Regions from separate parts of the Homo sapiens genome. Here all the other regions are linked to region 2. A link is a loop called in an ENCODE intact Hi-C map of the cell type or tissue named here. Cell type or tissue: ascending aorta. All regions are shown on one strand. Region 1 overlaps GALNT2 (polypeptide N-acetylgalactosaminyltransferase 2). Region 2 overlaps GALNT2 (polypeptide N-acetylgalactosaminyltransferase 2). Region 3 has its middle 4.1 kb from the start of LINC01736.

The links. A loop is a pair of places that touch in the nucleus more often than their neighbours do. Peaks named below come from ENCODE experiments on the same cell type or tissue, not always from the same donor. Only the 100,000 strongest peaks of a DNase experiment are listed, where the experiment ranks them.
Region 1: a loop joins it to region 2, with 2.9 times the contacts of the local background. A loop is called at or near these places in 13 of 110 quality-filtered maps.
Region 3: a loop joins it to region 2, with 3 times the contacts of the local background. A loop is called at or near these places in 3 of 110 quality-filtered maps.

What each region holds. Positions count from the first base shown.
Region 1 is chr1:230,101,188-230,109,187 of GRCh38, reverse strand. The region is part of intron 1 of GALNT2 (polypeptide N-acetylgalactosaminyltransferase 2); the gene reads right to left. Among named protein-coding and RNA genes, the nearest start is that of GALNT2, 38 kb to the right of the region's middle. RefSeq lists enhancers at 3,433-3,502, 3,469-4,190, 3,562-4,761. In ascending aorta, CTCF peaks have their summits at 4,221 and 4,535; DNase peaks (open chromatin) are centred at 3,187 and 4,347; H3K4me3 peaks cover 1,565 bases; H3K27ac peaks cover 4,495 bases.
Region 2 is chr1:230,211,542-230,219,541 of GRCh38, reverse strand. The region is part of intron 3 of GALNT2 (polypeptide N-acetylgalactosaminyltransferase 2); the gene reads right to left. Among named protein-coding and RNA genes, the nearest start is that of GALNT2, 150 kb to the right of the region's middle. In ascending aorta, a CTCF peak has its summit at 4,270; DNase peaks (open chromatin) are centred at 4,301 and 7,601; H3K4me3 peaks cover 965 bases; H3K27ac peaks cover 8,000 bases.
Region 3 is chr1:229,994,620-230,002,619 of GRCh38, reverse strand. No RefSeq gene overlaps it. Among named protein-coding and RNA genes, the nearest start is that of LINC01736, 4.1 kb to the left of the region's middle. In ascending aorta, no CTCF peak of the experiment used is centred here; a DNase peak (open chromatin) is centred at 3,505; H3K4me3 peaks cover 576 bases; H3K27ac peaks cover 3,260 bases.

The DNA of each region.
Region 1 (8,000 bases), 110 kb after region 2:
CTCCCAGGGAGACCCCCATCAGAGGGCAGAGCCTTCCAACGCCCAGGGGAGGCTACTGGTGGAGCGGGAATTCAACTCAGTGAGTTGCTGCCAGCAAAGTGTTTAATGAGATAGAGAAGAGTAGGATAGTCCATCTAGAAAACGTTTGCACTGTTCGCGAAACTTTGTTTCTAACATATATATCCTGCTCTACATCTCATCCTGTTATTCAGATGGTCTCCAACTTACCATGGCTCGACTTAACAATTCTGACTTCACGATGGTGCGAAAGCAATATGCCTTCAGTAGAAACTGTACTTCAAATCTGGAATTCTGCTCTTATCCTGGGCTAGCGATATGCGGTCGGATAGTCTCTGACAATGCCGGGCAATGTCAGTGATTCACAGCTCTCAGTCAGCCACACGGTCACGAAGTTAAACAACTGATACCCTACAGTGTGCGGTGCTGTCAGCATTGTTTGGATATGACTTGCCCAATTGCAGGCTAACGTTTAAGTGCTCTGAGCACAATGAAGGCAGGTGAGGCTAAGCTATGATGCTTGATAGCTTAGGTATATCAAATGCATTTTCGACTTCAGATGTTTCCAACTTACAGTGTCTTTACTGGGACATGATCCCATCATAAGCTGAGGAACATCTGTGCATAAATCTCATCCTTATATATCCCATCAGGGATGGATGCTCCTCGACTTACAATGCGCCACATCTTGGTAAAGCCACTGTAAGTTGAAAATACCATTATATCAGAAGTGCATTATGGACTTAGGATATTTTCAACTTATGATGGGTTTATCGGGACATAGCTTCATTGTTAATTGAGGAACGTACTGAACGTGTATCACTTTCACACCATCGTAAAGTTGAAAAAGTGTAAGCGAAACCATCCCCAGTCAGGGACTAAGTGTATCATCTTCAAAACATGAGGAAAACTTCCTAGGAGAACTTTATTATGAGCTTGCTTGTATGCCCAATTAGAAGTGCTCTTTCAGGACTGTGCTCTTTCAGGACTGTGCCTATTGCTTCACAGGCAAACCAGTTCCACGTGGCTCAGGGTGCAAGCTCCTGGCAGCAGAGCCTGCCTTCTCCTTCTGTGTTTACCGTGCCCAGCATCCCTTCTCATGCAAGCCAGTGAGCCCTATGAATGAGTCTGCCCAAGCCTGGGCAATACCTGTGACCCCTTTCACAGCATTTTATGATGCACGCAGGTAACATTCACCTGTCTGCACCCGCACAGAAATGGGGATCCAGATGTGCCCACAGCTGCAAAGCTGGCAGTGCAGGCAAGGTGGCCTAGGATTCTCAACTCACAGCATGGCCTCCCTGAAAGGCAGCCTCACCCACCAGCACCCCAAGTCTTAGCAGTCCCTTGACTCTAATTTTTAATGTCTTGAGTGTGATAAACATCGTCTAGGAAGATTTCTGTTTTAATTATTCACTTAAGCCACCCTCCAAAATTCCTGCTAAAGCACCAATATGTAAACCACTTTTAGTCACAGGAAATAGTTCTCCTTTCTTTAATCCATGGCTTAAACCAACCAACCAACCACACACACACACACACACACACACACACACACAAAGTCCATGAGAAGAAATGAGAATTTTTTTTTTTTAACATTCTTGCTCTGTCACCCAGGTTGGAGTACAGTGGCACAATCATAGCTCACTGCAGCCTCAAACTCCTAGGCTTAAGCAATGCTCCCGTCTCAGCCTCCCGAGTAGGTGGGACTACAGGTGTGTGCCACCACACTTGGCTAATTGTTGGTTTGTTCTGTTTTTGTAGAGACAGGATCTTGCTCTGTTGCCCAGGCTGGTCTCGAACTCCTGGGCTCAAGTGATCCTCCTGCCTCCTCAGCCTCCTAAAGTGCTGGAATTACAGGCATGAGCCACTGTCCCTGGCTGCGAATTCATTTTTTCCCTCAGTAGAATCCCTCCCAGTCTGTGTAAGTGGCTGATTCTCCTGCAAGGAGGAAGTCACCATCTGGATTCATCAGTCAGTGCCTGAGGCTGGCGTCCTTCCTTATCTCTGCAAGTCACCTCACTATGACATTTAAGATTGTCTATTCCAAAAGCACTCATCCTGCTGACGAGATGCAACTTCTGAAGACAGCACCTGCGGAGCGTGGAATTCCTCTGCACTGCAGTCTAGCTCTCGGAGCCAGCTTCCTTCTGTCCAGCCCCGGGACTCGGGAGTCAGATTGCCTGGATCCTCAAGGAATGCCTCCATTGCTACAAGGAGCCCATGGGCCTCTGCCTTATCACTGAAAATATGGGGGAAATAATAGTGCCCTTTTCACAGCATTGTTTAATGACACGGTGCATATAAACAGAATGAACTTAAACATTATCATCCAGGCTAAGGCACCTGTGAGCATGAAAGGGTGTATGTTCATCCCCACACTGGGCAAGACACACTCCAGCACTGCCCAAGCTCACCAGCACGCACTGCCTGCCTGCTTACTGCAGCCTTAGCACAGAGCTTAGCAAGTGTAGCTGCTTAGGGCTAATGACAGGAGAGGCCAAACAATAATATCAACAAATGCACTCTTACGAATGCCTGCCATACAGCAAATGCTCCATAATTATGCATTACTGTTCTATCATCCTGTTCCCATCTCAACCTCCAAAAGCCTTTGATGTAAAATAAAATGAACAGTCTCCACTGCCTCACAGATGGAATTAAAGCTAAATACAAAACTAGAAGCCCTAAAGTCACAACCTCAGGTGGCTGGGTTTCCGGGTCAGTGGGCCAGACCAACAGCAGTTTCAGCACACTGCCGGAACTCAGAGCCTCAGGTGTTTAGGTATTCATTCCAGGCCAGGAGGAGGCATGGCTCCTGGAAGCAGGCACTAAGCCTGTCATCTCCATTCAGTATCGTTTCTCAGATTCTCAGACTGAAATCTTTAGGCAATTGCATGCCATCCTCCATGGGCACAGTCACCCTTATACAGAGAGATCAACTTGCTGCTCAGAGATACACAGCTGATCAGGGAATACAAAACTTTGCTATCACTCCGAAGTCCAGGAAACAGAGCGGACAATGCCTGGAAATTCTGCACTGCACGGCCATGAGCAAAAAGAGTTGGCATACCCTCATGCACTGTGTCACCAAGTGGTTAATATGCAACTATTGCACAAGACCTGCTTCTAAGAAGTCAAGTCCGAAGACCGGACTAAAGAAATGAATCATCTTTACCGAATTACTACAATCACTATGGAGGCCCAGAAATGTTGAGTAAAGGTGAGTGGGAAGAGGCTGGAGAGATGAAAGTGTGCATGCTGACTGGCAGATACAGCGCTGGATCTGGCATCAGACAGGACTGGTCTGTCCCCACCACTTCCTAGTTGTCCATCTTGAACAAGTCTTTTGACTTCTCTCTGGGTGCCTGTGCCCCAGTTTGTATAATGGATATAATCATGCTTATGAGCCAACAGGACATGAACCTTGATGGAGAATGCAAACACAGGTGCTCACGTTCTCTGAAGCCCCACAGTGAGACAGCACCGACAGACGCCCTCACTTTCGAATGCTGACATTTATGCAACTCCCACCTCATCCGTGCTGACCACTGCGAGGAAGAAGGTGGGACACAGAGACTCTATGTTCCCACAGGAGCTTACACAAGAGCAACACGGTTCACTGAACCGCAGGGACCATCAACTCTAGGGAGCACCATTAATTTTGTGTGCCACTCAGGAAGAAAAACACGATCAATGAAACCCTGAAACACCATCCATGGAAGATGCATCCTGATTTCAGACATGTTAAAACATGAGAGGCGGGGGAAATGTGCATTGTAGAATCAATGATATGGTGCGACAAGAGCCCCCAGTGGGCCCCAGAGCTCGGCTCTGGTCCTGACCAAACAATGTCTAAAACCAGCTTGAGTCCACAGAGCAGTGGGTGTTCAGTTTGGCTGCTCTTCAATAACCCTGGGAACCTGTTTGCATTTCAGACTCCCTGTCCCTCCTGGAGAATGATTCAGTTGCTCTGAAAGGAGGTCTGAGCACCTCTCTAACACATCCTGTCTGTGCCAGCTGGGAAAAGGAAGGCTGGCTAAATAGCAGAATGGATCTAACAGCACAGCAGCTTCCCTTCCACACCCCCAGCCTCTGGCATCAGTACGCTCCTTACAGGAAGGGCCCCAAACAGAGCCGAAGGTGTGGTCTGAATCCACAGCGCCACTGTGGCCCTCCTGCCTACATTCCATTTCTGCTGTTTCTCTGACACTTTCCCCCACTCTGATTCATTTTCCGAGTATGCAGTTGCAAAACCTACGCTTAGAACGGGGGGACTGCAAGCGTCCTGTGTGGCATTTCCCTAAGTCAGCTGTGACTCAGCCTGGCAAGGGCCCAGGTGCCTTCAGAGTGGCTTCCTGCAAAGACCAGTAATGACGGGCCAGCCGCTGCACTCAGGCACATGAGCCAGCACCTCTGCGACTGAGATCCAGGGAAGGAACGGGATCGCCCTCCTACCTCCCAGCACTGCAAATGTCATTTACATTTTGAAGCCACTGGGGACATGGGTGGAACTCTGTGAGCTGGTGAATTACGCATTCCAGGATTTCTGAAGCCTATTAAGAAAGGAGAGCCAGGGTGGGCGGCCATCACGAAGCAGCTCCAACCACCTGTTTCCCTCCTCCCGCATTTCCCCCACCCAGCACATCACATTTATTTTATGACTCGGTGCATCCAACAAGGCACGGCTTTTAAAGCTTCCCATTTCTGATGCTACAGAGCCAGGAAACCAGGAATCAAGATTATCAGGCTAAAATACAGCCGCCTCTCTTTGAGGCCCACCAGCTGGTTCTGAGAACCTACTGCACCACCATGGAAAAGGGATTCCCTAGCCTTCTCTACCCAAATACCCCAGAAGATAAGATTTCAGCTTTTTAAGATAGTGGTTCCATTAACCTTTGGAGAAAGGAGGAGAGACCCTGTTCGGGGAGCTCTATGCCAAATAAAGACAGAGCCAACCTCCCTGCCTCCCTCGGCCCCCCACCACCCCAGAACCTACTGACCCTTGCAGAGCCAGCCTGCTGACTCCTTTGGAGAGAACCATAAGAGAAGCTTCAGGACGCTCAGGAGTTAGAGGGAAAATGAAGCCATTTACCAAACAGAAGCACATGACTGCCTCGCACTCAGTAAGCACAAGCTGAATCAATTAGTTAATTAAACCTGATACGGGGCTCTGTGGGGTTAAGATCTTACACCCTGAGTAAGGAACACTGCTGAAGAAGGAAACAGTCGCTCTGGGAGATGCTGCTACCAAAATCAGTGGAAGGTCAGGTAGGAGCAGCTCTCACGGAGTAAATGACTAGGAGAAGGGGAGGAATGAATAACAATCCATTACCTAATAAGGGGTTTGTCTAAACCAGCTAACTTGTTTCAGAATTGAGGCCAAAATCAGGGTTAGCTGCAACAGTGCCTACATGATAATTATGTGCTTTTTTTTTTTCCTTTTGGCTTTGTGTGTGTGGTTTTGGAGGGATGGGTTCTTTCATTTTCTGTTTTTGTGTGCCACCTACTTGTCTCCTTAGAACCACAGACAAAATCCTGCAAGAATCTCTTTCCTGGGAGCAGAACTCATGCCCTGGTGAGCCCCACAGACACAGACTGCCTCTGCAGCCTGGTGGCATCTGCCCCAGAACCAACCAGAAAAAAAGGTGACTTACATTTCTTTCCAACCACCAAGGCTGAAGATGGAAATCTGTTCACAGTTGCAGATGTTGGCTGGGGAGAAAAGGGGGGCTGCTGCAGGAAGGCATCTGGGTGCTCAACACTGTGGCTAATTATTGCTGAATAAAAAATAATCATCTTTGCATGACTGTAGCAAGGTTGCTCATGGATACAAAGTATATTAAGGTGAAGACAGTAAACACCACACTAAAGGTCTCATGATGTGCAAACTGAGATTCCATGAACGTTACTAAAATCTATTACGGGGATTTTGGACTGACTCCTTGAAATCCAGGGAACAATTATTAAAACATGAAAGGACCACAACTGTCTATTTCTGCAGATAGCTCCTTCTAGCAACTGTTTTCCTGGACTGCCTCACCTAGGAGGTAACAGAGGCTCTTTACAATTCCTCCAAATGCAAATTTGATAGAGTTATAGGAGTCTCTTACTGCACAGTGCTGTGTTCTAAACACGATCTCAGCAAGGCCAATGGACCTCGGGCTTAACCTCAATATGAGCCTCAGTGAGTAAAATGTCACTACTGGTCACATGCAGAGTCATCAAACAACACTCTCGTCCATGCTACCTTCTGAGTATTCTCCAGTCTTCACCCATGGCCCCGCCTCTCCACTGCCCCTGCAAAGAAAAAGTCCTCCATCCTTGCCCTGCCACAACTACTGGACATCTTCAACCTTTCCACCACCCAAGACTCTGTTATTTACCCCACAGAATCTGTTTCCATCAATGGCTATGAAAAAACAGAGAGTGATTTAATCTGTTCGCTTTTTTTTTAAGGCCATCAACTGTCCTGAGTCATCACACTAAGTGTCTGTCATTCTAATTGGATGCAGAGGTGTTTTTACAATAAGCCTGGGCAGCTTTATGTCAAATCAATGAACAATTTCCAACCACCATTTGTAAACAATAATAAATCAAGGACTCTCGAAACGGAACCCCCAAGGTATAAACGTTCCCCTACAGAAGCCCATCTGCTGCAAGCTCTTCCAGAAAATAAACCTGGAATTCTAAAACCTAAAAAAGGAAATGATCCATTTGGGCTTACAATTTCAGAGACACAACTTCACTCTTGAAGACCAAAATTGCCACGTTTATTTTGATGCTGCCATTGCTGTCTCAAGCAGAAGCTCCCCTTATGTTGCTCTATTCCTGATTCACAGAATGAAAAACTGTACATTAGGCCAAGGGTTACTGAGCGCTCAGCATGCCGGGCCCTCGCAAGGCACTGGAGACTGCAGTGAACAAGACATACCTGCCCTCCTGGGGCTTCGTCTAAGCTCCCCTTTTCTGACTTTGAAAGGAAGCTTGTTTTTCAGGAGGGAAAAATCTTCTTCCAAGAGAACAGGCAAAGTTTTGAGCTTTGCATGCCCTTAAAACTTACTAGCACCTAAAATTAGCTTCTCTGATAGATGTGTCTTTGCACTTTACACAATGCAGAAGGCTCCCCAAGAAGGGCAAATTGTGCCCGCATCAACCAGTAAAACCATTCGGAAAACAAAGAGGAGAGCTAATTTTAGGAAGCAGCATTTTCAGTCCAACTACTTTTTGTGCTTCTGTCTGGCAAAGGGACAGAATAGAAGATAAGGAAACTGCCCCCACTAAATCTCTCCTACGGACTGTCCTTACTACACATCAATCCTCTCCCAGGCCAATTGCTCCAAATTACCAGAGGAGGAGGCCATCTTATACGTTTCATGATGAAAGAGAGGGCAATTCTCAGGAGGAACAAGAATAATTATACACAACAAAAGCAGGAACAGTAATCTGTCATAGATTTACAGAACACACAGTTCCACTTAAGATACATTTTTCCTCCATCACTCTTATGTTGTTTATTAAACATTTACTTTTGGCCCAGAGTTTGGCTGATCAGGACCTGAAAAGTTGTTAAAACACCACTGGGACTGTGTCAAGAATCTTTTAAATCATCTAAAAAAGGTATTTGTTTATCTGTCTTGACAAACTGAGAATGTACTCAGCAGGCTTAAGAATTTCAGTTCAACAAACACACCTTGGCACCTGAGGTGCTCAGGGGTGGGAAAACTGAGTGTGAAGAGACGGGCACACGAGTGACCAGAACACGGGGGCATCCGACAGGAGCTGGGCATAAGCTCCAGAGGCCCTGTCCCCTTGAAGGAAGAAAAGGACTGGCGGTGGGAGAAGATGCTTGTTTAACATTTATGGAAAAAGCCAGAATTACAATGAGGCACCCTTGCCATATGACACATTTAGGAGTATGTAGAATACACGCATCTATACAGGCATACACATATGTGTATGTGTATATCCAGTCATGCATC
Region 2 (8,000 bases):
TACTGAGAGATCTGAGTAGGCAGGTCCAGTGACTCAGAAGGGAGGACAAGGGACTGGACCAAGAGTGGCAATGAGAGGAAGGGGTTAATTTGAGAGGGATGCCAGAACAGAAAGCCACCAAGGCCACTTGGGCAGCTCATGGTCCCACGCGCCAGTACACGTTGGCCAAGCAGAATTAGGCAACCAGGGCATTGCTTTATTCTAGCCCAGAGCAACATACGGGGAATTTTCCAACTTCAACAGGTGACACTTATATGTGAATATCAAGAACAAGTACCTTGGCCTTTGCACTTAAAGAATTACCAAGAATAAAAAAGATTTGGTTTAAAGGGCCATGGCAAAGATGCCAGAGGAAATTCAATCATCATCATAAAGAAGAGGCAACAGATAACAAACCCAGTGTCCCTTAAGCCAGCGGTCCCCAACCTTTTTGGCACCAAGGAACAGTTTCATGGAAGACAATTTTTCTACAGATGGTGGAGAGGGGAGATGGTTTGGGATGAAACTGTTCCACCTCAGATCATCAGGCATTAGATTCTAATAAGGAGCACACAACCCAGATCCCTTGCATGTGCAGTTCACAATAGGGTTCGTGCTCCTATGAGAATCTAATGCCCATGCTGATCTGACAGGAGGCGGAGCTCAGGCGGTAATGTTTGCTCATCCACTGCTCACGTCCTGCTGCGTGGCCTGGTTCCTAACAGGCCATGTGTCACCACTGGTCCACGGCTTAGGGGTTGGGGACTCCTGCTTTAAGCCTATTTTGGTAACCAGAAATACCTCCACATTTAAAAATACACATTCAGGGATAGATAACAAAGTGATTTTAAAACCATCCATAAACATTGACAATCTCAACTGTGTAACTTCTCCCCAGGCTTGCCTCCTGAATTCCAGATTTTTGTATATCTTCATCCACCTACTGGACAGTTCCACTTGGATGAAAACTTCCCTCCTAATCTTTCCAGCAATGCTTCCTGAATAGCAGCTAGTATTCGTTTAGTACTGACTATGTGCCAGCCACTGTGCTAAGTCACTTACAGGTGTTAACCCATTTAGTCCTCACACGGCAGCCCATAAGATGAGTATTATCATCACCCTTAACTTATATCACGAAGGAGCTAACTGACACGCCAAGATCGTGCAGCTGCTAAAGGGATAACTGGGATTCCAACATGGGAGACCTGGTGCCAGCATCCACACCTTAACCAGGAGGTTGTACTGCTCCCTGCTCAGCAAAGGACAAGTCCATTCTTCAAGTTGCTTGGTTAAGAAACTCAGTGGCATCCTTCAGCCCTCTCTTCTTCACATTCCACATCCGATTCAGCATATCTTGTCATCTCTACCTTCCAAAGGCATCCAGAATCCAACCACCTCTCACCACCTCCATTGTTAGTCCCCTGTTCTTAGCCACTGTCATCTTGGCTGGATCACGGCAACAGGTTTCTCTGCTTCTGGCCTTGTATTTCCCACCCCACCCCCAGTAAACCTGGTCTTATCACAGCAACCTTTTAAAAAACTGACCCTTTAGAGGCCTAATTCAGGTCATGCTGTTCCTCTGCTCCCAAACCTACAATGGCTTCCATCTCACTCAATGGCTGCTACAGTTTGAATGAGTCTCTTCCAAAATTCAGGTGTTGCAACTTAACAGCCAATGTAGTGGTGACAGAACCTTTAAGAGGTGATTAGATAATGAGGGCTTTTCCTTTGTGAAAGGAATGAAGACCCTTTAAAAGGGCTTAATGAAGGGAGTTTGTCCCTTTTTTGCCTTTCTGCCTTCTGCCATGTGAGGATACAGCATTTGTCCCCTCTGGAAGATCCACTGTTCTTGGCGCCATCTTGAAAGCAGAAACCAGATTCTCACCAGACAATGTGAGCCCTGCCAGCTTAAAGATCTTGGACTTCCCAACCTCCATACTATAAGAAGTAAACTTCTGTTCTTTGTAAGTTACCCAGTCTCAGGTATTTTGTTATAGCAGCACAAAACGGACTATGACAGAGACAAAGCCAATGCCCTTACCATGCGCCTCCAGGCTCCTAGGGCTTGGTGCCTTGACTCCTCTCAGACCTCACCTCTTTCTACTCTTCCTCATGGCCACCTGCCTAGCGACTCTGGCTTCCTGCTGTCCTTTAGATAGGCCTGGCACACTACCTCTTTGGGGCCTTTGCCCTTGCCACCTCCCCTGATGAGAACTCTCTTCCCAGTTATTCAAACGCACACTCCCTCGTCCCTTCCCTCAGGTCTTTGCCTAAACACCTTCCTGTCAGTGAGATCTTCCCTGATCACCTGTTTAGTACTAAAACCCTTGACTCTTTCACACTCCTAACCTCCACCGCTTTTTTTTTCTCTTCTGTATTTAACATGCTTTTTAAAAACCACATAATTAATGATTTATTTTATTGTTTTCTCCCCCATCCTCTTAATGTGAGCTCTATGACGGCAGAGTTTTTTTTTAATGTTTTGTTCACAGCTGTTTCCCCAGTGACCAGAAAAACACCTGTCATGTAGTTAGCACTCAAATCTTTGCTAAATAAATGCATAAATCCAAGAATAAAAATAAATCTTCAGTGAATATAAAACTTTAAATCCAAGTACAATATTCCTATTGGGATATTTCCTTTTTTAAATAACTTGAATTTCCAAAGAGGTGTGGATTTTCTCACATTATTGTCAGATGAAGAAAATCATGGCTTATTCAATATAGTTAAGATAGTCGTTACTATAAAAGTCTGAACTTTAAATTTTACAGATGGCAGTGGAGATTATGGGCCCTCATAGGTTCTACCATTAACATTTAACAACTCCAGAGTACAGGCCAGGCATGGTGGCTCATGCCTGTAAACCCAGCACTTTGGGAGGTAAAGGCAAGAGGATCACTTGAGGTCAGGGGTTTGAGGCCAGTGTGGGCAACATAGCAACACCCCATCTCTACTAAACAATTTTTTAAATCAGCTGAGTACAGTGGCGCACACCTGTAGTCTTAGCTACTCAGGGGGATGGCTTGAGCCCAGGAGTTTGTTACGGTGAGCTATGATCACATCTCTGTACTCCAGCTTGGGCAACGGGGTGAGACAACTCCAAAGTATATGTGAATTGTCAGTTACACCAGTGAACAGATCGGTGTTTTGACTTAATAATGAATGTACCATAAACTGACAATGCTGCTTCTTTTAAGTTCATTAGAAACATCACAAGTAATCTCCGAAACCATATTCAAGTGAAATACGTAGCCTAAATGACAAAAAAAGTTAAAATAAATTTTACAGTATTTTGACTGTTTCCTAAAATATACAAAACCCTTCCACTGAAAAAGAAAGTTGTTCTTTCAGTTTCATGGTTCCACGACGGGGGGCAAAGTGATGGGTTTTAAATGGATAGTTGAAGTAGGACAGTTTGTTAGGACTCGAAGATTGATCTCATTTATCAAGCAAAACTCTGTTGACTCCATTTTTCCTGGTCTAATTTCTTTCTGAAATAGGTAGGATCACTGCTTCACAGCTATTTCCACAACTGTTTTTGGTTCTATGATAAAACAATCCAATACCATCTCAGTGTGACAGAGGCATTCACATACTGGAAGCTGAAAGTCTGCCAGCCATGTCACACACATTTTGAGAGCAAAGTGTAACAAAATAACAGTTCATTCTTTACTTAAAGCTGATATATATACAAGCCACTAGTCACTATATTAATGTCCTGAATTTGTGTAATTAATGTATGTAGTTTATGTGTACATCTGAGCCTAATAAAAATGCTGTAAGACAGGCCAGGCAAGCATGATTATTGTTTTACAGATAAGAAACCCAGGGTTTACAGAGATTATTTTAACCTCAGTCTGGGAGCTAACAGCTGGTTGAGCTATTAATAAAAGCAACACATCCCAACTTCAAGCCTGTATTTCCATTTACTCTCCTTCGAGATAGACATTATTGCTCAGGGCAAAATTTATAAACTGCCAAATTCAGAGTGGATTTGAATTCCAAATAAAACACTCAGGTGTTTTTCCTGCTTCCAGTGACAGTAAAGTTCCTTGCTGTAGACCAACCTACTCACTAAAAGCAACCAGAAATTCGGGATGAAATACACTGAAGAATCTATTTGAAGGCACTAGAGAGCTAGCAAAGCAGCCAGGTGTGAGGTCAGGTTTCCAGAAAGGAGAAGCACCTAGAGAGGAAGGCCAACATTCTCTGATCCTCTTCCCCTCAAACGGCATAGAGCCAAACGGCCGACTGAGCCGAGCAGAAGCGATGGTCTTGTAGGTGCAGAGCCAAGTGAAAGCTTCTGGAGGTGCTGTGGAGCTGTGGAGGCCAGAAATGGACTTCAGGGCTTGCTGAGGAAACTGGGCTCTGATACATATCCCAGACTTCCAGGTCGAATCCCACAGGGCTACTTCCTAGTGGCAAAAGAGAACTGGAAACTCACCAGCTCTCTCACAAAAGACCGAAACCCAGCTTTATACCAGCTCAATTCCAGACTTGATTAAGGTGACCTGCCCTATTTTAACTGCCTGCCAGAGAACAAAACTAAATCCTCTTTGGAGGAAAAAGTCAGTGAGAGCCCTGAAATATCTCGGTATTTATTCATACACAACAAAACACAATCACTGAAATGAAGAATTCAGCAGTGGATTTAAAAGCAGACTAGACAGAGCAGAGGAAAGGATCAATGAACAGGAAGCAGGCCAACAGAAATATATCCAGACTGAGACACAGGGAATCAAAAAGAATAAAAAGTACAGAAAAGAGCTTATGAGGGACAGAGGAAACGCAGAATTATCTAACAAAGATGAAATTAGGGTCTCAGAGGAAGAGGAGACAGAACTGCAGCATGGCAAAACTGACAAGGCATGAAGCTCAAGAGTCAGGAAATTCCACAAATCCCAAACAGGTTCAGCACAAGGAAAACAACTGCTAGGCATATTATGGCAAAATTGCTGAAAAAAAGAAATATCTGAAAAGGCAGCTGGAAGGAAAAGTCAAATGTCTTCAAAAAGAACAAGACTAACGGTAGACATTTCGCCAGAAACAACAAAAAACAGAAGACAACTGAAAGACAACGTAAAGGTGCTGACAGTCACTGTCAACCCAGAATTTCACAGTCAGTGAAAAGACTCTTCAAAAACAAAAGTAAGCCGGGCGTGGTGGCTCACACCTGTAATCCCAGCACTTTGGGAGGCTGGGGTGGGCAGATGGCTTGAGGTCAGGAGTTCAAGACCGGCCTGGCCAACATGGTGAAGCCTAGTCTCTACTAAAAATACAAAATTGGCCAGGTATGGTGGTGGGTGCCTGTAATCCCAGTTACTTGGGAAGCTGAGGCAGGAGAATCACTTGAACTGGGGAGGCGGAGGTTGCAGTGAGCTTAGATCACACCACTGCACTCCAGCCTGGGCAACATGAGCGAGACTCCGTCTCAAAAAAAAAAAAAAGTAAAGTTAAGATGTTTTCAGACAAACAAAAGGATACAATTCATTGCCAACATACTGGGACTAATAGAAATACTAATGAAATACAGAAGGAATATGGTCTTAGGTAGAAAAATAGAAATATAAGAAATGAGGAGCAATGGGAATATAAATATGTGAATAAATCAAAAGGATATTTACTGCATAAAACAATAAAAGATATCCTATAGAGTTTATAAAGAAAGAATTAAGCTAAATGACAACAAGAGCACAAAGGGCTGAAGGTAAGTGGAAGGTAAATTATTAGAAGGTCTGTGCATTGTCTAAGAAGTAATAAAATTATTCATTTACATTAGGCTCTACATGTGGACTTACTAGTCAAGAATTTAGCAAACCAACAGAGAAGAAAAAACGTAGGAGGATGCAAGGGAAAAAGAAACACAAAGCAGGTGGAACTAAGAGAACACAACCAGTGAGATGTTGGTGTTAAACCCCAATAAACTAGTACTTACATTAAATGTAAAAGAACTAAATACACCATATAAAAGATAAAGATTGTCACAGCAGATGAAAGTCCAAAATCCAACTATAGGCTACTTACAGAAGATACACTTTAAATATAAGGACATAAAAAGTTTGAAAGTGAAAGCATGGGAAAATGTATACCATGCAAAAACATGAAACCAAAGAAAGATGGTGCAGCTCTACTGATATTGTAAAACAAGAAGCATTACCACTGACAAGAAGTGCATTTCATAATGATAAAAGGGCCAGTCTACTAAGAAAATAACAGAAACTCACAAACAGGTCTAAAATAGAAAGAACAGAGCTCTGTTGTAAATGGTCTAGAGGTGGTTAGGTTATCCTTACTAGGCTACGTAATTGCCTGTTTCCTTGTCTGCCTCTCCGGGAAGACTACAGTTTCTTGACAACAAAGACGATCCTCATGGTCATCACTGCATTCCCAGGATGATGGCAGAAAGAAAAGACTAAAGAGTAAAGAAAGCAAATCACACAACTCATTTAGCATCATTGTGCTTTTGCCCAAACCATAACCCAGAGTTACAGATGGGGAAACTGAGCCACACATGTGGGCAGCCACTCAGGGGTTAAGCTTTGAGAATACGTTTGCTAATGATCTTTGAAAAGGAGACTTGAAACGGGCCCTTCAGAGATGCCAACATCGACACAAACGAAATCTCTACAGTCAAATCAATACAGTCTACTTATACCAGTCTCAATGCATTCTTTAATTCAGACAGAGAGAAGGCCTGAAATAGACCAAAAAAAAAGAGGAAACATATCAAGGGAAGAAAAAGAACGGTCTGTGGTTGAAACCAGAAGTTGGTTTTATAAAGACACAAAAAATAAAAACAAAACATAAACAAGCACGCTGATGAATAATGACATGGCTTTGGTGTGAACTGTGCATATCAGATGCAAGTTACAACCTGGGATGAGTTGGTGGGGGACCCGTTAAGCAAGGAGCCATTATTGCTGGCCACTTCCCACTCCCCACATCTCGTATATCTCGCTGAGCCTGCCAGCACCCTTCCAACAGCAGGCAGAGATGTCACACTGACAGGCAGAGATGTCACACTGACTGAACACACAAGCAGTCTCACTTCCTGAACGGCATCAGCAATGTTCCAAGGGAACAGAAATAGAGTGCACTCTTCCAATACATTTTCTTCGAGAATCTGAAGCTGGAAAAAGAAAAACAACCCCATTTCTTCTCCATTTCTCAGCATCCCATCAACGTGTGGCCAGCTTCCCTTAGGAGGTTGTTTGGCTGCAAGTTACCAACACCCATCTCTTCCATTTTTTAGGTGCATTCAGGCCTCATGCCAAGACTCATGCCTAAAAGCCGGGAGTATGAAAGACCCTCTGAAGAGCGGACAGTAAGGGAGCCACAACTGTTAGACAGAACCCTGAGCCCAGGATACAGAGTGCTCCAATTCCTCCACCAGTGAGCCCTGTTAGAACTCAGGCAAGTGGCTCACCTTTCTCGTCTGCCTCATAGACAAGTGATAAAACTTCATGGCTTAGTAACTGTAAAATCCCTGGGGACTAAGGCTCTCTAGATACAAGGTGGTGCCTTATGAGGCCCCGGGATATCCTAGCTGCCTGCCTCTCCCCAAACATGTTCCAACCGACAATGTGAAAAATGAGAAAAACAACCTCTGCTCTGCAAACTGAGCTCACATCCTGCCGAACCTGACTCCTGTGTGCAACTCTTCTACTTTCTGGAAGTGGGGTCTGAGTTCCGAGCCTTCTGGGAACTGGTATACGACATCATCAGAAGTATAGCATCCCTACCCACTTTACAGGAGTGTGATGCAGAGTAAATAAAATTTTTTATTTTTAGAGATAGAGTCTCACTCTGTTGCCCAGGCTAGAGTGCAATAGCATGATCATAGCTCACTGCAACCACAAACTTCTGGGCTCGAGTGACCCTCCCCTTTCAGCCTCCCAAGCGGCTGGGAGTACAGGTGCACACCACCACACTAGAGTAATTGTTTTTTAAGATGGGGTCTCACTATATTGCCCAGGTTGGTCTCAAGCTATCCTCCTGCTTCAGCCTCTCAAAGAGCTGAA
Region 3 (8,000 bases), 220 kb after region 2:
AGCCTGTGCCACTGGGGCTTTGTTGCGAAATGTCCACCAACCCCACCCTTGTCTGAAACAGTACCATCTCCCACTTCCCTACTCTTACTCTCAAAGTTTGAGTTTGTTTCTTTTCAAACTCACAGCTTTTGCAAACCACTGGAGGGAAGAATTAATCTGGAATGTTAAGCCTCTCAGTGTATTTGGCTCTGCCTGCAACCTGGAGGAGTAGAATCGAGCTCCAATCTCCTTGTTCCTGGGGAGATTGTAGCTCAGCTTAAGACTCATGGCTGCAGCCTGGTGCCACCTCCTCACAGACTGGGCATGACCTGTGTCCTTGCTCCTCCTGCTGCACCTGCAGGGGGGCCTGGGAGGTGGGACCCCAATCATGATTGCAGTTACGGACAGCCTGCTATGTGCCAGGTGTTGTGGGGAGTGCTGGAAACATGTCTCGTCTCAGAAAACTCACCATCAGCCTTGTGTATGTTTCTCACTGAGGAAACAGAGGTTCAAATTGTTAAGTGGTTTACCCAAGGCACATAGAAGCCCATTCTGTCTGACTCCAGGCCTGAGCACTTAATGGGACCAGGTTTTAGGGCCAGAGTGCAGAGGCTCCCTTGGAGGGATCAGAGCCAGAGGGCTTGCCTTCTAGAAACTTCTCTTCTCTCTGCAGATGTATTGCAAGACCTGAGATCAGACACTCAATCTCCAATTTACCTTTATTTTCTTGCCTTGGACATAGGGCGCTGATGCTAGCACTCTACCAGCTCTCCTGAATCCCAGCACCTTCGTTTCCTAACAGCCAGCATCATGGTCTCAAGATGTAAAGCAATGGTCTGACCCCTGCACTCGAGCCTGGGAAACTGTGGTGTAGAAGTTGGCAGCAGGACCCTCGGACTGGTCTGCCCAAGGTCTAAATGCTGGCTCTACCTTTGACGTTCTGCATGCTCTAACTGCTCCGTGCCTCAGTTTCCTCATCTGAGAAATGGGGGTGTGAGGGGCTGAATCATGTCCCTCCAAAATTCACGTGTTGAAGCCCCAACATACAGCACCTCAGAATGTGACCATATTTGGAGACAAGATCTTTAAAAAGGTAACCAAGTTAAAATGAGATCATTGGAGTGGGCCCTAGTCCAGTATGTCTGGTGTCCTTGTAAGAAGATGGGGACACACAAAGAGCCCCCAGGGATGCTCACACATTCAGAGGGAAGACCACGTGAGGACACAGGGAGAAGACAGCCATCTGCGAGCCAAGGAGAGAGACCTCAGGAGAAACCAACCCTGCCAACACCTTGATCTCAGACTTCCAGCCTCTGGAACTGTGAAAAAATAAATGTCTGTTGTTTAAGCCACCCAATCTGTGGCACTTTGTTATGGCAGCTGGAGCTGGCTGACACAGGGAGTGTTTAGAATCATAACTATTTCAGTACCCATTCTGGTTATGTTCATTTTGGAACCAGACTGCCTAGGATCAAATGCCTGCTCATGCATTTACTTATTCTAAGCTTTAGTTGTCCAGTCTGTGCAATGGGGATACTCATTGTGCCTGCCTTGCAGGGTTGCTAGGACGTTTAGAGAGCTCATGTACATTAAGTGCTGAAGATGGCAGAGTTAGCAAATGTCTGAGCGGGAATTTGATCCCAGGTAATCCAATGCCAAAATGAATGCAACCAGAATGACTCTATGGCAAGTCAATATTGTTTAATCATAAACTGTATCTCCCTAGTCAATAAAAAATGAACATTGTAAAAATGTAGAAATAAAAGTAAAATTGCTCTCTGGATGTCACTTGTAGCCAGAACATGACTTTTCTTTGGCCAACGAGCCCTGGAGGAGCAGGAGGGCTTTGTGGCTGTCTGCCCACTCTTTCAGCTATTTGCGTCTCATAAGGAGCTCCCCAGACTCAATCCTCCGCTGCCTTCCAGCTAATCCACAACACAGAACTTCCAGAGAAAATAACTGCAAAACCCCGGTGTAAACAGGAATGATTTACTAATGTTAGGCAAACATTGGCAATGGGACCCAAAGTAGCACTGGACATTGCTCATGTGTCAAATGGAAGCAGTTTCTCTCATGGCTCCTAAGGCATATGAGTTTCTGGAAGTTGTGTTACTCTTTTTTTTTGTTTTTTGACATTCTCACTCTGTTGCTCTGGCTGGAGTGTAGCGACGCAATCATAGCCCATTTTAACTTTGAACTTCTGGGCTCAAGCGATCCTTTCCACCTCAGCTTCCCAAATAGCTGAGATTATAGGTGTATGCCATAATGCCAGTTAAGTTTTAAGTTTTTATGGAGACAGGGTCTTGCTATGTTCCTCAGGTTGGTCTTGAACTTCTGGCCTCAAGCTATCGTCCCACTTTGGCCTCCCAAAGCGCTGGGATTACAGGTGTGAGCCACCATGCCCAACCTGTGAACTCTTGTAGACTATTCTGATGGAGCATTACAGAGGTACCTGATATAGCAGTGGTGGGCATGTTGGGTGAGTCTCATTACCTGTGCAGGTGCTGGGGACAGGTAAGCCCACTTTAATTAGAAACAAGCCTGGCCCTGGGTTGAATCTCTATCTAGCTCCTCTGAAGCCAGGGTAAGCCTTTACTCAGATGCTACATCCCACTCTGTTTGGGAGCTGAGAAGTGACCACATCAGCAAAGTCCAAGCCTTTCCTTAGCCCTACCAAGTGGGTTTCACAAAGGAGGCATTCCCGTCCAGTGAGGGAGGTTGAGCCTCCCCTCTGACTGGCATGCGGTTCCCCCAGGTTTGGGCCTTGGCTACATCTGGGAACATTGCTGCTACATACTGGAAGCATCACAAAAGCCACACTCAACAAGCATCCGCCGACTCTACCAGTTCCTTAGTTAGATTTAAAAAGGAGACCTGTGCTTCCTGTTTCCCGGCTGAGAAAGGCCGCTGTGTCTTCTTATATTCTTATTATTCCCAAAGGGCTGAGTTCTCCTCACTTTCTCCCACCTCCCCTCCGAATAAATAATTCACCACGGGGCTGAAATAAAATATGTAGTCAAAAGAGAGGGAAAGCAAGGGAGCAGAAATCCTGCAGCCTTGATTACAGTGTTAGCTTCTGCGAAGGCTGTAGTAAAGTCTGCATGGGGTGGGTGTCCCAGCAGGGGCCGGTCACTAGGAGCCCGCACTCCACGGCTCTTCCACTGTCACTCCATTTCCTCATTTTCAGCAATGACATTTCAGCCTCTGAGTGGAGGGCAGGTATTTGTCGAGGCAGCTCAGCAAATACATTTGACCTTTAGAAGAAAAAAAATAAGAGATCAGGAGACAGAAGAGAGGGGAAGAAATTCTCAGTGCATTATTTCCTTTTCTCCCTTTGGCAGAACAAGTGCTGAGAAAGAATTGCCAAGAGGCAGCGTCTGCTCCAAGTGTAGCGATTTAGTACGAATTCATGATTTCCCTTTTCCTTATTTCCCTTTTGATTAATCATGGAAAGGTCTGAATGTTTTCGTTAAAGAATTATGGCCCAGAACTTTCCTTGGCAGTCAGTTGCAACTGCTTCTAAAAAGGTTCTTGTAGTTCTTTGAGGCTGCTTCTCAGAGCGTTGGAAAATGGTGCATAACCAAAGTGACTCAGGCCTCTTTCAGGGAAACTGGGTAATATTAATTCTCCTATTTCACAGCTGCAAAACAAGAGATGAACTGAGGTTAAAGGCCCAATTCAAATAGCTCTAGCTCACGTATCATGGGGTCTGGAGATTTAAGGGGAGTACATAGGGAAGGAACAGAAAACAGACCCTGGGTTGAGGTGGCATCTCCTAAAAATTGTTATCGCACCTATTAAAGCCTTTATTTCTCACCTTATTGGTGAGCAAGCAACAGGGCAGAGATGTGCTGCTTCCCTGGTGACCACTCTTGCCACTGATGGGGCCATGGAAGAGCCACTAGACCCGGCTGGGCACAGTGGCTCGGTCCTTTAATCCCAGCGTTTTGGGAGGCTGAGGCAGGAGGATCACTTGAGCCCAGGAGTTCAGGGCTGCAGTAAGCTATGATTGCACCATTGTCCTCCAGCCTAGGTGAGAGAGTGAAACTCTGTCTCAAAAAGGAACCACTAGATCTAAAGCCAGGAGACCCTGCTCAGCCTGGCCTGGCTTCCAAGGCCTAACCTCTACTTCTCAGAGTGACTCGGGCGAGTAACTGCCCCTTCTCTCTGGACCCTCACAGTAGGGAGGGCTCAAAAGTTCTGCATGATAGTCGCTGGTCATAGCAATGTGGCACCACCTCCCCTCAGCCCTCCATAATTCACTTATGTGTTCTTGGACAGATCATGATAGCAAATACTTTTATGGCATTTACTCTGTGTCAGGCTGTACACTAAACCTTTGCATATATGCATGAATTTTTTTTTAACCTTACAACAAGTAGTGGTATTAACATTCCCATTTGCAGATGAGGACACTGAGGCACAAAGACATTGTGAAACTAACAGATTAAGAGTTTAATGCACAAAGAGATCACCTTCCCAAACTCACACTACAGTGCGGAGCTGAGCGAGGCAGCCTGGCTCCAGCGTCAGTACCTTGCCCTGATAGCTCTGTCCTCTAGCTTGATAGCTCTGTCTCCCATCTGCCCTCCTGGGAGGCTACTGGGGTCAATAGTCTTTTGTGCATCTTTTCCAAAAATGTTGCATGGCATTGATGCATATAAATAGACACAAATACAAATTGTAGCATTTATACTCTTCCTTTTTGCACCAAATACAATGACATAATTTATTTTTTTGAAACAGAGTCTCACTCCATCACCTGGGCTGGAGTGCAGTGTTGCAATCTTGGCTTACTGCAACCTGCGCCTTCCAAGTTCATGCAATTCTCCCGCCTCAGCCTCCCAAGTAGCTGGATTACAGGCACCCACACAACCATGCCCGGCTAGTTTTTGTGCGTGTGTGTGTGTGTTTTTTTAGTAGAGATGGGGTTTTGCCATGTCGGCCAGGCTGGTCTTGAACTCCTGACCTCAAGTGATCCACCTGCCTTGGCCTCCCAAAGTGCTGGGATTACAGACGTGAGCCACCACATCCAGCCAATAACATGATCCTTTTATATAAACTCATATAGAGCTGCCACATTCTTTTTAACAACTGCATAGTATATTCCGTCATATAAACCATAATGTATAAACTCACTTCCTGATGCATATTTAGGTTATTTTCATTATTTTACTATTACAATGAATACAGCAATGACTATTCTTGTAGATATATCATTTTGCATTAAGTGCAGTTTGTACAAAATGACTGCCCCAAAGATATTCACGTTCTAATCCCTGGAACTTTTGAGTATGTTATGTTATATGACAAAAAGGATTATGTAGATGGAATCAAGGTTATAGACCTTAAGAAACCAAGGTTACCCAGGATTATCTGGATGAACAGCCTCATAACATGAGCCTTTGTTATGGTCTAAATATACGCATGGCCCCTAAATCGTATGTTGAAACCTACTCCCCAAGGTGATGGTATTAAGAGGCGGAGCCTTTGGGATATGATGATGTCATGAGGGTAGAGCACTCTTGGGGTTAGTGCCCTCGTAAAAGAGGCCTGAGACGGCTGGGCGCAGTGGCTCATGCCTGTAATCCCAGCACTGAGAGGCCGAGGCGGGTGGATCACCAGGTCAGGAGATCAAGACCATTCTGACCAACATGGTGAAACCCCCTCTCTAGTAAAAATACAAAAAATTAGCTGGGCTTGGTGGCATGTGCCTGTAGTCCCAGCTGGCTGAGGCAGGAGAATCGCTTGAACCCAGGAGGTGGAGGTTGCAGTGAGCCGAGATCAGGCCACTGCACTCCAGCCTGGGTGACAGAGCGAGACTCTGTCTCAAAAAAAAAAAAAAAAAGGCCTGAGGGAACTTGGTTGCCCCTCCCACCACGTGAGGACACACAGAAGATACCATTTCTGAGGAACAGGCCCTGGCCAGTCACTGAATCTGCTGGTAAGGAAGACCTTGGACTGCCCAGCCTCCAGAACTGTGAGCAATAAATTTCTGTTGTTTACAAATTATTTTACCAAGTCTCAGGTATTTTGTTATATCAGCCCAGACAGACTAAGACAGCCCTTCAAAGCACAGAGCTTTCTCCAGCTGGAGGCAGGAGGGATGAGGGAATGCCAGAGAGATTTGAATCATGAGAAAGACAACTCACCATGGCTGGCTTTGAAAAAGAAGGATCCTTGAGCCAGGGAGTGTGGGAAGCCTCCAGATACTGAGAAACAGTCCTGGCTGGCAGCAGCAAGGGATCAGGGACCTCAGTGCTATGATTGCTTGGAACCAAGTTTTATCAATAACCTGAATGAGTCTGCAACTGGATTCCTCACAGGGCCTCTAGATAAGAGCCCTGGTCAGCCAACACCTTGACTTTAGCCTTGTGGGATCCAAAGCAGAGAAACCAGCTGAGCCATTTGGCTTTCTGAGCCATAGAAATGTGAGATAATAACTTTGTGGTTTTTTAAACACGAAATTTGTGGCAATCTGTTACAGAAGCAATAGAAAACTAGAGCACTGCTGATTACTTACAAGTAGAATAGCTGAGTCAAAGAGTACATGCATGGACAGATACTGGCAAATAGCTCCCCTTGAACTGAGACCTGCCTGAAGATACCTACCTTCTTGGAGCCTCACTTTCTATACCAGAAAAATGGGAATAACAACAACCTTGAGGCTATTGTAAGGATGAGAAAAACACACACACACATTCATATGTGTATACACACGCATGTATGCATACTTACATGTATGAGCATTGTATTAGTTCATTTTGCATTGCTGTAAAGGAATACCTGGGGCTGAGTTATTTATAAAGAAAGAGGTTTGTTTGGCTCACAGTTCTGCAGGCTGTACAAGCATGGTACCAGCATCTGCTCAGCTTCATGGAGGACTCAGAAGCTTTTACTCATAGGTATAAGTAGTGGTCCTTCTACCATGTGCACACACACGTATATTAGAGAGAACACTTCCACACTTTGCTTCTCGTAGGTGTGTTAGGTTGTTTTTGCATTTCTGTAAAGAAATACCTGAGGCTGGATGATTTATAAAGAAAAAAGGTTTATTTGGCTCATGTTTCTGCAAGCTGTACAAACATGGCACCACCATCAGCTTGGCTTCTGCTGAGGACCCCAGGAAGCTTATAATCATGGTAGAAGGTGAAGCAGGAGCAGGCACATCACATAGTGAGAGCAGGAACAAGAGAGCAAGGAGGAGGGCCCAGCCTTTTTAAAACAATCAGACACTGGGTGAACTAAATGAGCAAGAACTCACTTATCACCAAGAGGATGGTGCTAAGCCATGCATGAGGGAGCCACCTCCGTGATCCAAACACCTCCCACCTCCAACACTGGGAGTCACTTTTCAACACGAGATTTGGAGGGGACAAATATCCAAACCATATCAGTAGGTCTTCCATAAGTGACAGTTACTATATAGTTTCAGAATTAATTAAAATGCATCTGAACATTGTAGCCAACAGTTTACAGATGGAAAACTAGGCTCAAGATCGTCAGGTGATATGCCCAGGGTCAGGCCACAAAAGATGTGAACCATTATCCCCTCAACCCCAGCAGGGTGTGTTTTCACCCTGCTGACCTTGTCTCCAGATGCCTGGGGGCAGTGACAGGCCCCCTTTCAGGGAACAGGTGTCCTTTCCAGGTTGAGCACTGTTCCACACAGCCCATTAACATAGTGTCGCAGCCTGTCCCCGGGGGGATTACAATGTTCTCCCTGCCGCAGAATTCTAAAGGTGCCTTGTATTTTCTTGTGGTGCAAGGATTTGAGTGATGAAATACAGACTTCAACAAGAAATGTTGCCAAGACAACAAGGTTGCAGAACCAAGACTTTTTCTTTCTTGGAAAGAAATAGAAAGGATTATTATAATTTACCTCTCTTTGGGGGCAGGCCAGACTCTGGATAACATGAAACTTGAGTTGAACCATTTTTAGATTATTTATCTAAGTGGCTTCCAAATTTCATTTCACATGCTGCTGTATCAGAGTCACCTGGGGTGCTTGTTGGGAACCC